Linked DNA regions of Homo sapiens: region 1 is linked to region 2. A link is a contact called in ENCODE Hi-C or POLR2A ChIA-PET data. All regions are on one chromosome and are shown on one strand. The core of a region is the stretch at or near the end of the contact, and the rest is flanking DNA. Distances in the headings are between cores, read along the strand shown. Region 1 overlaps LOC107986053 (a long non-coding RNA gene). Region 2 overlaps LINC00578 (long intergenic non-protein coding RNA 578).

What was found. Hi-C counts contacts between places; a loop is a spot of excess contacts on that map. ChIA-PET counts read pairs that join two places held with the same protein, here RNA polymerase II (POLR2A). Pooled maps may share reads with other maps.
Region 1: a loop to region 2 is called in a map with no recorded cell type, with 5 times the contacts of the local background. The contact joins two enhancer-like sites. A Hi-C loop is called at or near these places in 1 of 37 single-sample maps with no recorded cell type and 3 of 50 pooled maps. POLR2A ChIA-PET finds 5 or more read pairs at or near these places in 1 of 52 experiments (Panc1).

The regions. Positions count from the first base shown.
Region 1 is chr3:177,245,554-177,250,482 of GRCh38, forward strand. It overlaps LOC107986053 (a long non-coding RNA gene), which reads left to right. Exons shown (of 3, transcript XR_001740576.2): 3 at 3,015-3,080. Among named protein-coding and RNA genes, the nearest start is that of LINC00501, 46 kb to the right of the region's middle. Within about 2 kb of position 1,923, at least 2 of the 41 ENCODE cell types and tissues checked have a DNase peak (open chromatin) inside an H3K27ac peak, as active enhancers do.
Region 2 is chr3:177,596,098-177,601,013 of GRCh38, forward strand. All of the region lies in intron 2 of LINC00578 (long intergenic non-protein coding RNA 578), which reads left to right. Among named protein-coding and RNA genes, the nearest start is that of LINC00578, 160 kb to the left of the region's middle. Within about 2 kb of position 1,539, at least 28 of the 41 ENCODE cell types and tissues checked have a DNase peak (open chromatin) inside an H3K27ac peak, as active enhancers do.

The DNA.
Region 1 (4,929 bases), core at 673-3,172, 350 kb before region 2:
GACTATTGTGACTACTAATATATTTTTACCTCTCCGGGAACAGCAACTCCCATGAAGTGTGTATTATTTATTTAACACTTATGTAGCGCTTGTCCTCTTGCAGGAAATCTTCAAAGCATTTTACTAATGTGAAATGGTTGAATTCTCATAAGCCTATGAGGCACCGTTTAGCTCCATATTGTAGTCGGGAAAACTGAGGCACAGAGAAAACAGGAAACTGCCTAAGAATAATAGCTCATAAACAATGGGGCAGAGTTTCAAAACCAGAGAGTTGGGTTCCAAAGACTGAGCTCGTAACCACCATACCATGCTATCTGTCCTCATGTAAGCCTCTCCCTCTCTTTTGCCACGCTTGAGTTTGCACTCCGGGATATCATATACACAAGTACGGGTTTGGCTAACATTTTTATAGAGCCACTGCTCTTTCATATTGTTTCTAGTTGGCAGTTACAAATAGAAATGGAGCCTGATGGCCAGGCACGTTGGCTCACACTTGCAATCTCAGCACTATGGGAGGCCAAGGTGGGCAGATTACTTGAGGTCAGGAGTTCGAGACCAGCCTGGGCAATATGGTGAAGCCCCGTCTCTACTAAAAATACAAAAATTAGCTGGGAGTAGTGGTGCATGCCTGTAATCCCAGCTACTTGGGAGGCTGAGGCAGGAGGATGGCTTGAACCCGAGAGGCAGAGGTTGCAGTGAGCCGAGATTGTGCCACTGCCCTCCAGCCTGGGCGACAGAGCAAGACACCATGTCAAAAAAGAAAGACAGAAAGAAAGAAAGAAAGAAAGAAGGAGAGAACGAGAGAAAGAAAGGAAAAAAGGAAGAAAGAAAGAAAGAGAAATGGAGCCTTATAAACATACATTTCAGGCTCAACAATCAAATTCCAGAAATCGGCCGGGCGCGGTTGCTCACGCCTGTAATCCTAGCATTTTGGGAGGCCGAGACTGTAGATCGCCTGAGGTCAGGAGTTTGAGACCAGCCTGGCCAACATAGTGAAACTTCATCTCTACTAAAAATACAAAAAAATAGCTGGGCGTGTTGTCGGGCACCTGTAATCCCAGCTACTTGGGAGGCTGAGGCAGGAGAATTGCTTGAACCCGGGAGGCGGAGGTTGCCATGAGCTGAGATCGCGCCACTGCACTCCAGCCTGGGCAACAAGAGTGAAACACCGTCTCAAAAAAAAAAAATTCCGGAAATTCTTAATACATTTCCCAATTCATGTTATGTCATCAGACTTAAACAATGAAGAGAATTCCAGGCTCTAAGAACAAGCCTTTTATCCTTACCTTACAAATTATATTTCATTCATTCATTTATTCATTTTATTCAACCAATATTTATTAAATCCCCTCATAAGCCATAAGAGACAATTGTGAGCAAAATAGACGTTGTCCATCCTGTCATGAGCCTTGTGGCCATACTTGAATCAAATATGCTTACAAATGCACAGAAAATTACGACTGTAAAAGTTCTGTGAAAAAGTGTAATCATATAAATTTGCATGATGGGGAATGCAAATAAGTCTGAAGAGGCTTACTTCCCTAAAAATGTGACATTTGAGTAGGAGTTAAATAAGTTGAGGGAGGCATGAGAAGGGAAGACTATTTCAAGCAAAAGAAATAACCTTTGTAAAGGTTCTTCAAAAGGAAGAAGATAGTAGTTTGGAAGGAATTGAAGAAAGACAAATGTGAGAGGCAGTCAGTGAGCACAGGAGAGGGAGGCATAGGAAGATTAGGGTCCCAAGGGGGTTCTCAGGTCACAGTGAGGACTTTGGTGTTTTTCCAAGAGCGGTGGAAATCCAATGAAAGATTTTAAGTGGGAGGGGCCAGGCGCAGTGGCTCACGCCTGTAATCCCAGCACTTTGGGAGGCCCAGGCGGGCAGATCACGAGGTCAGGAGTTGGAGACCAGCTGGCCAACATAGCGAAACCCCGTCTCTACTTAAAATACATAGCGAAACCCCGTCTCTACTTAAAATACAAAAATTAGCCATGCGCGGTGGCTTACGCCTGTAATCCTAGCACTTTGTGAGGCCGAGGCGGGCAGATCACGAGGTCAGGATATCGAGACCATCCTGGCTAACACGGTGAAACCCCGTCTCTACTAAAAATACAAAAAAATTAGCCGGGCGTGGTGATGGGCGCCTATAGTCCCAGCTACTTGGGAGGCTGAGGCAGGAGAATGGCGTGAACCCGGGAGGCGGAGCTTGCAGTGAGCGGAGATCGTGCCACTGCACTCCAGCCTGGGCAACAGAGCGAGACTCTGTCTCAAAAAAAAAAAAAATTAGCTTGGTGTGGTGGCGCGTGCCTGTAGTCCCAGCTACTCGGGAGGCTGAGGCAAAAGAATCGCTTGAACCCGGGAGGCGGAGATTGTGGTGAGCCAAGATCGCGCCACTGAACTCCAGCCTGGGCAACAGAGCGAGATTCTGTCTCAAAAAAAAAAAAAAAAAGGCCAGGCACAGTGGCTCACACCTATAATCCCAGCACTTTGGGAGGCCAAGGCGAGCTGATCACCTGAGGTCGGAAGTTCAAGACCAGCCTGGCCAACATGGCAAAATCCCGTCTCCACCAAAAATACAAAAATCAGCTGGGCGTGGTGGCGGGAGCCTGTAATCTCAGCTACTCGGGAGGCTGAGGCAGGAGAATTGCTTGAACCCAGGAGGCGAAGGTTGTGGTGAGCCAAGATGGCACCATTGCACTCCAGCCTGGGCAGCAAGAGCGAAACTCCGTCCCTGCCCGCCCCACACGCCCCCCCCCCACCCCCCCCACAAAAAAGAAGAAGAATTTAAGCGACGTGATCCTTTGCATTTTAGAAAGATCTTTCTGGCATTCAGATTTCAGGGGTACATAGTGGAAACAGGTAGATGAGTTAAGAGGCCAGTGCAATGGTCCGTACATACTTACATTTATGCAACTGGCCACTGAAAGTATGTGTGAAGTTGTCCTTACCAATCCCCCTTGAAACTCAAGATACAATAAGAAATTTTCCATACTGACTTGTATTTTGCTTGTTTCAGCATGGATGGCCCATCTTTCCTTGGAAAAGACACCTTTAGGACTCCAAGTGTAAGAAGGCATTTTGCGGGTATATCTTCTTTTCCCATTATAATTTAAGATTGATAACATGGAAGCAGCAGGTCTTATAGAGGGCATCCAGATAACTGGATAATAAAAAATTGAAAGGTTATATAAATAGATCATTGACTATAATAAATATTTATAGTACCCATGAGTGAAAGGAAAAAGCATATAAAGAACCATCAGTGAAATGAGAGATGATTCTAGAGTTCTTTCTTTGGGGATAAGGGTACTATTTTTTGGGAGGGAGGCTGGGCTCTGGCCATATAATCTGGAATATTTTCTTTTTGAAACTCATGTAATAGTTCAAGAATATTATTCTAGGATGGGTATGAGGTGGCCCTTCGGTCAGAGATACTTGTTCCTGCCTTATTGATTATCCATCCTTAAGGCATTGACCTTAGTAAGTTTTTGTTTGTTTGTTTGTTTGTTTGTTTTGGCAGAGTCTTGCTCTGTCACCCAGGCTGGAGTGCAGTGGCACGATCTCGGCTCACTGCAACCTCCTGGGTTCAAGCGATTCTCCTGCCTCAGCCTCCCGAGTAGCTGAGATTACAGGCGCGTGCCACCACACCTGGCTGATTTTTGTATTTTTAGTAGAAACGGGGTTTTGCCATGTTGGTCAGGCTGATCTCAAAGTCCTGAGCTTGGGTAATCTACCCGCCCCGGCCTCCCGAAGTGCTGGGATTACAGGCATGAGCCACCGTGCCCGGCCTACTTTAGTAAGGTTTATAATGGTTAACTAGCCAGCAGGAAGGAAAATTGGAGAAGTAAAGATCAAACCTGCTTCCTTTAATAGCACAACCCACAGGTTGTCCGTGTTGCTTCTGCTCACACCTCATTAGCCAGTATTTAGTCACATAACCAAGAGAGACTGGAAAATCTAGTCTGTTACTGGAGAAGTGGAAAACGGATGCTGAGGCTGGGCTGGGCACAGTGGCTCACGTCCATAATCCCAGCACTTTGGGAGGACAAGGCAGGAAGATCCCTTGAGCCCAGGAGTTCAAGCCCGTCCTGGGCAACATAGGGAGACCTCACCTCTATTTAAAAAATTTGAAATTTGCTGAACATGGTGGCTCATGCCGGTAGTCCTAGCTGCTCAGGAGGCTGATGCTGGAGGATTGTTTCAGCCCAGGAGCTTGAGGCCACATGGAGCTATGATTGTGCTATTGCACTCCAGCCTAGGTGACAGAGTGAGCACTTGTCAAACACACACACACACACACACACACACACACGAAAAAATAGAAAAAGAAATTAGATATTGGGAACAGACAGACAGCATTCTCACCCACAGAGCTGAGGTTAAATGAGGCTACATTTATAGAGCTTACTGCCTATTAAGAAAAAAGACATTAAACAAATAATATAAATCATAGCTGTATAATACAATTACTTTAATTATAAGTAAAAGCACAGGTGCTATTAGGGTCACTAACAAAGGAGTCAAACCTAATCTGATGGAGCGATGGGAATGGGAGTGGGGGTCCGTGGAATACTTTTCTGTGAAAATAACGTCAAGACTAAGACCTGAAGGAAGATGAAGAATGAGCTAGAAGAGAATCTTTTGCAGAGGGAATCAGAATGGACTATGGTACATTCTAGGGACTCAGAGACCATAACCCTGAGAGAAAGGGTGGAGGAGGAAGGGCTCACGTGTAACTAGAAGTAGCTGGTGGGAAAAAAGATTGACTGGAGCTGAGTGTGGAAAATAAATTCCTTGAGGAGTTAATGATGCAATTTGCCTGACAAAAAGATCATCCAGCTGCAAAGTGGAGAAAGTATGCACTGAGACAAGACCAGAAGCAGAGAGATCAGGTGGCAGTAAACCAAGTGGAGATGGAAAGATTTTCTATG
Region 2 (4,916 bases), core at 289-2,788:
GACTGATCCCTGTGTTATGTCGATGAATAATTAAAGTAGCAATGATTTTGTCTATATCTCTAGAGATGAGGACCAATCATAACCCCACCTCCAATTTGGAGATTATTCTCAACTGTATTTGCATCTTTATGTAAACCCCTCCTATTAGCTTCATCAAGAGGTTTTATCCCCTCCTCTTGGCTTTCAAACCAACATGAATTTTCAGCTGAATATAGGGCAGATTTGCTGTTCAGTGTCAACTTGCTTGAGGTGGGACTGGGAGCAATTCACTTGCTGAAGGAGACTACAGTGAAGTCTTCCAGAAACTCTGGGGAACTGGTCACATTCACAGGTCACAGGCTCTGACTCAGACGTGGCTTTGTCTAGGTTGTGGACTGCTGGAGTCTTTCCAGGAAGAGAACACCTTCCTTTTATCTTAAAACCATGCTGTGATTGCCCCAACATATTCCTGACTGCCCAAACCTTGTTAACTAGGCGAGCCAGATAGAATTTGAGTGCATGCTCATTAAGCATAGATGCTTGGATATACACATATACGTACAGCAAGGAGTCATGCCAGGAAAAGGTGCCAGACCCCAGTGCTGTGGAATTATACTGGATTTCTGTGGCAAAAGCATCATGGAAGACCCTTTTGCAAGGGAGTGGGCTTTGCCAGAGTTTTCATGCAGAGTCATAAGGATATTCCCTTTTAGCATTTGGCACCAGTTATTTTACACCAACTTGTGAAGCACAGTGCCAAGTTCTATTGCCTGGAATCTCCTTAAAGGTTTACTCAGATGTTGAAAGAAGCATCCAAAGTCATATTTTCTGTTGTTTATTCTTTTGCTTTTTTTTTCTCTTTGCAAATGAAAACCAGAGGTGTAAGTGTTCCATCCCAAAGGAGGAAGATTGTATCAAAAGCTATACCTCCTTCTGCTCACTCATACAACTCCCATGCACATCCCTTGGCTTTAATCACACAGCTTTCCACGCTGCTGACTATGCCAGGGCAACTCTGTTCTGCATGTCTGTATTGCTTCAGGGCACATTTCAGACCAGAACTGGATGGACTCACCTGGCTGGGTAATTTAGACATTTGTGGTTTGCAATGTTCCAGTGTGCTCCAAGCTATCCCAGCTTACTGGTTTCTTCCCAGGAAGTGGGAGAAGACTTTATCCATTTGTTTTCTGACAAGAGACATTATGGCCATAATTTAAGCAGTTTTCCAGAAGTTTGGCAGCAGAGGGTTACAATCTAGCAGGATTCGGTATTGCCTAAGCAAATTTGAATTTGTACTCTGGCTCACTCAGCCCATTTTAAACCCAGCAGCCTGGGGAGAATGAATCCTTATGAAATCAATGCGGTGGCTTCAGTTTCCTGTGGATGGCTTCCAGAAATGCTCCAGACATTGCTGAATGCTCTAGGTAGACTCTCAGTGCTTCGACCAAGGCACATTCAGACAAGCCTTTTTTGATTCACTACATATATTTCTGTTTAGAAGCGGCAAGGCTGAACTGATGACCCTGCAACGCGGTTTTGTTTCCCTCTCATTATCTATCTGGCTTCACAGGAAGTGAATGCTTGGCTGGTGAAGACAAAAAAGCTGTTCTCCAGCCTCATGCTTCATGGCTGGAACATAGCCAGTTTAGGCTTGTGAAGAGTCCATTAAAAACACACGGAGGCAGTTGAGGGATGGGATCTGTGTATGTACAGGTCTTTCAAACGTAGGCAGCCTATGTTTGGCTTATGGGGCTTGGAGGAGAGGCCTTCTTTGATGTGATTCTTGGATCACATATTGATTAAAAAAAAAACAACCAGAAGTCTAATACCCACTGTAATGCATCCAGCAGACAACCTCTTAGCATCTCTATAGAGACCTTTCCTCCTTTACTGGGTCACACTTAGGGCACATTTAGCTCTCAGATAACCTTAAATAACCCACAGTTCATTTCCTGTTGACTTCGTGTATCCTCTACTTCCTGAAAGGTTTTCTTCTTTTTTTTCAGTTGCCACTCATCGTTAATATGACATTCTCCAGGTCTTCTCCGCACTTCAGAATTCTCTTCTGGGCTTTTGAATGTTCTTGTTTTTTTGCTGAATTGTTTTTCCTGGGTTTTCATCTTCTCTTACCCTGTTCACAGTGGAGAGGGGACTACATTTCACCCCTGCTGTCTCAGAATGTTTCTCATGCTTAACATTCTATTTTCCTACTGACTTGGACAAATTGCATTATAACCTTTGATCTGGCACAGTTCAATCACATTTTGGCTGGAAATGTTTTACACATTAAAATGATGAAGGATGACTTTATTTGCCAGACAAAAGATGTTTAAAATGGAAAAAAAGAAAAAAAAAACTCAAAAAGGTCTTTCTGGAGCTACTGTATGAAAAAGACTCTTGAATATGTAAAAGCTTTTGGAACACAGAAGGGAGTCAGTTGCTTCACTTTAGAGTCAGTTTAGCAAAGGACGGATTTGTGGTGACTTGTCACGGCCTTGAGATTTTTGAAAGCAGGTCTCTCCAGAAAGCCTGTCCTTAAAGACAGAGTGGCTTCTTTCCCCTTTGGCTAAGACTGACTGCCAAATTTCACCAGGTTGCATACCCAATGGTGGAAAGTGCCAGCTTCTTGGCTTTGCATAGGCAAATTCCTACCTCCCTATTTTCTCTCCAGTCAATGCAGCAGTCTGTTTATGCTGTGCAGACGGATACCCACCAGACAGGGTTTTCTGAACCTACTAGTCTATTTAGGATCCAGTTTTTTTTTTTTTTTACAGTGCTGCAGCCTAATTAAGCTTGGCGATATCATTAAACTTCTATTCAATTCGATTACATTTTAGTTCAAATGTTATTGATGCCATCCACATGCCAGGACTGTGTTAGGCATTGGGGTGGGTGGCGAGAAATGGTCCATACCCTCACGAAACTTAGCGCCTAGCTTAATTTTCTCATATTTATCAATTTGATCCTGACGAACTAGGACACCAATATATAATGCTAAAGACTAGATTTCTTCCATCCATACTAGTTGAGTTGTATAACATGAGTGTCTTAAAAACAAATTCAGGGCCATCTATTTTGCAATTGGATATGTAAAATAATTTGTACTATGGCTATTGTGGGAAATAGGATTCAATTAATGACTTGTGGGAACACTTTGCCAATAATCATGTATGAGAGACTTTTCCCCAACTGGTGGAAGCAGAGGGGAGGGAGGAAGTGAGCTGATGACAGAATGTAAAAGCAGAGAGTACATTGAAAAACCCACTTCATATAATTAGTATAAAGTAAGGTAGAAGCAAAATAAAACAAAAAGTGCTATTCATTTTGGTCCCAGAAACCATTGTTGGTGAGGGCTATTAAGTAAGCATCCAACTTACTTCCTCTAGCTCGACTTCCAGAATGTAGTGATATTGGAAACTACCCTGTGGATTTTTTTTTCCCAAGCCACTTCCTTTTCTGAGGAAAGAGACCTATTCTATGCACACAAGTCAGTTCTTGTTCGTTTTATGTTTTAGCAATGTGGGCCCTTACAAATCTTTAAAATGACACAATAGATCTTCATATAAGAACCTTGACAAGTGAAGCTGTGATACAAGCAAAGGGCAGAAGTGGAAAGGGTGTGGGAAAGAATGGAGCAAGAGGAAGGAAGGGTGGGGTTGGGGGTCCAGGGATGCTCCACGTGCGTGTGCCCTCATAGGTTAGACATTAGGAAGGCTTCAGAAACACCATACATTTGGGCAAAGCCTATACTCTTCTTTATTTCCTTCCTGCACAAACTTACATACCACCCCGTGCCTACTCTACCTACCACCCTTCACGATTCCACACCTCCTGGCAGGCAGTGCTCCTGTAACAAACCCCCCGACATCCAGGCTGCTTATATTTCTGTCTCAAGTGAATACGTTTCTAAAATACTGAGTTTGAATAAACAACACAATAAAGCAAGATTTAAAAATATGTTTACATTTGGCTGTTTGCCCTGGTTTGGGGAAGGGAGTAAGTATAGACTTTGTTATTCCCTCAGAATCCTCTAGAACAATTACCTTTAATGATGACCTGGAGGGTGGGGTCCCTTAATGATTTGCAAGAGATTCAGGGAGAGGTGTCTCAGGATGGTTTCTTCTGTTACTAATGTATTTTGTTGTGATTTCTTGGTCTTAATTGCAATTTTGTAGTTCATTCATCTAACATGGCATTCTTATAATAAATAAAAATGTGTAACTTCCTTCCTAATTATAGAAGTCATGCATAGTTATTGTAGGTCATTTGAAAAATTCAGAAAAGTCCAACTAAGAAGCAAAATCAACCATCATCCCACCTCCCAGTGTTATGTATTGTAAAGATTTGGTGTTTGTCTTGTCAATCTATGGTTGTGTTTTCCTCTCCCCATCCAATTCATTTTCATAATATTTTTATATATTGGCTAGTGTGACCAGAGTTTGGTTCAATCAATGATCGTCAAGTGACTAAAAATGTTCATGAAACACTTGCTTAGGAAATTTTTTAGTGGAATTAGCTAATCCTTTTTGAGAAACCAAGCCTATGTCTAGAAATAGTCATCATAATTTGGAGAAATCAATCAGCTTACTTTTAATATCACAAATCAGGAATTTTATGCAAGCACCAAACATGCATTGCCTTACTTTTATTTTTTTCCTTAACTCTTATTTTTTTCTAAGTTGATATATTTGTATCTTCTTAAGCAGCAATAAGATAAAAGAAGGAACAGCGAAGTTGGAGACAGAAAATCTGAGAAGAAGTCCTAGCTAGGTTTCTTAAGAACTTTGTGACATGGGCCCAGATGAACAAATGTATCTGGGCTTCAGATTTATCATCTGTAAACTGTGGATAATAGTGCCAACCTCATTGTGTTGTTGGGGTGGAAGGAGGGCAGAGGAGGAGCAAATAAGAGAATATATGTGGGTCACACACAAACT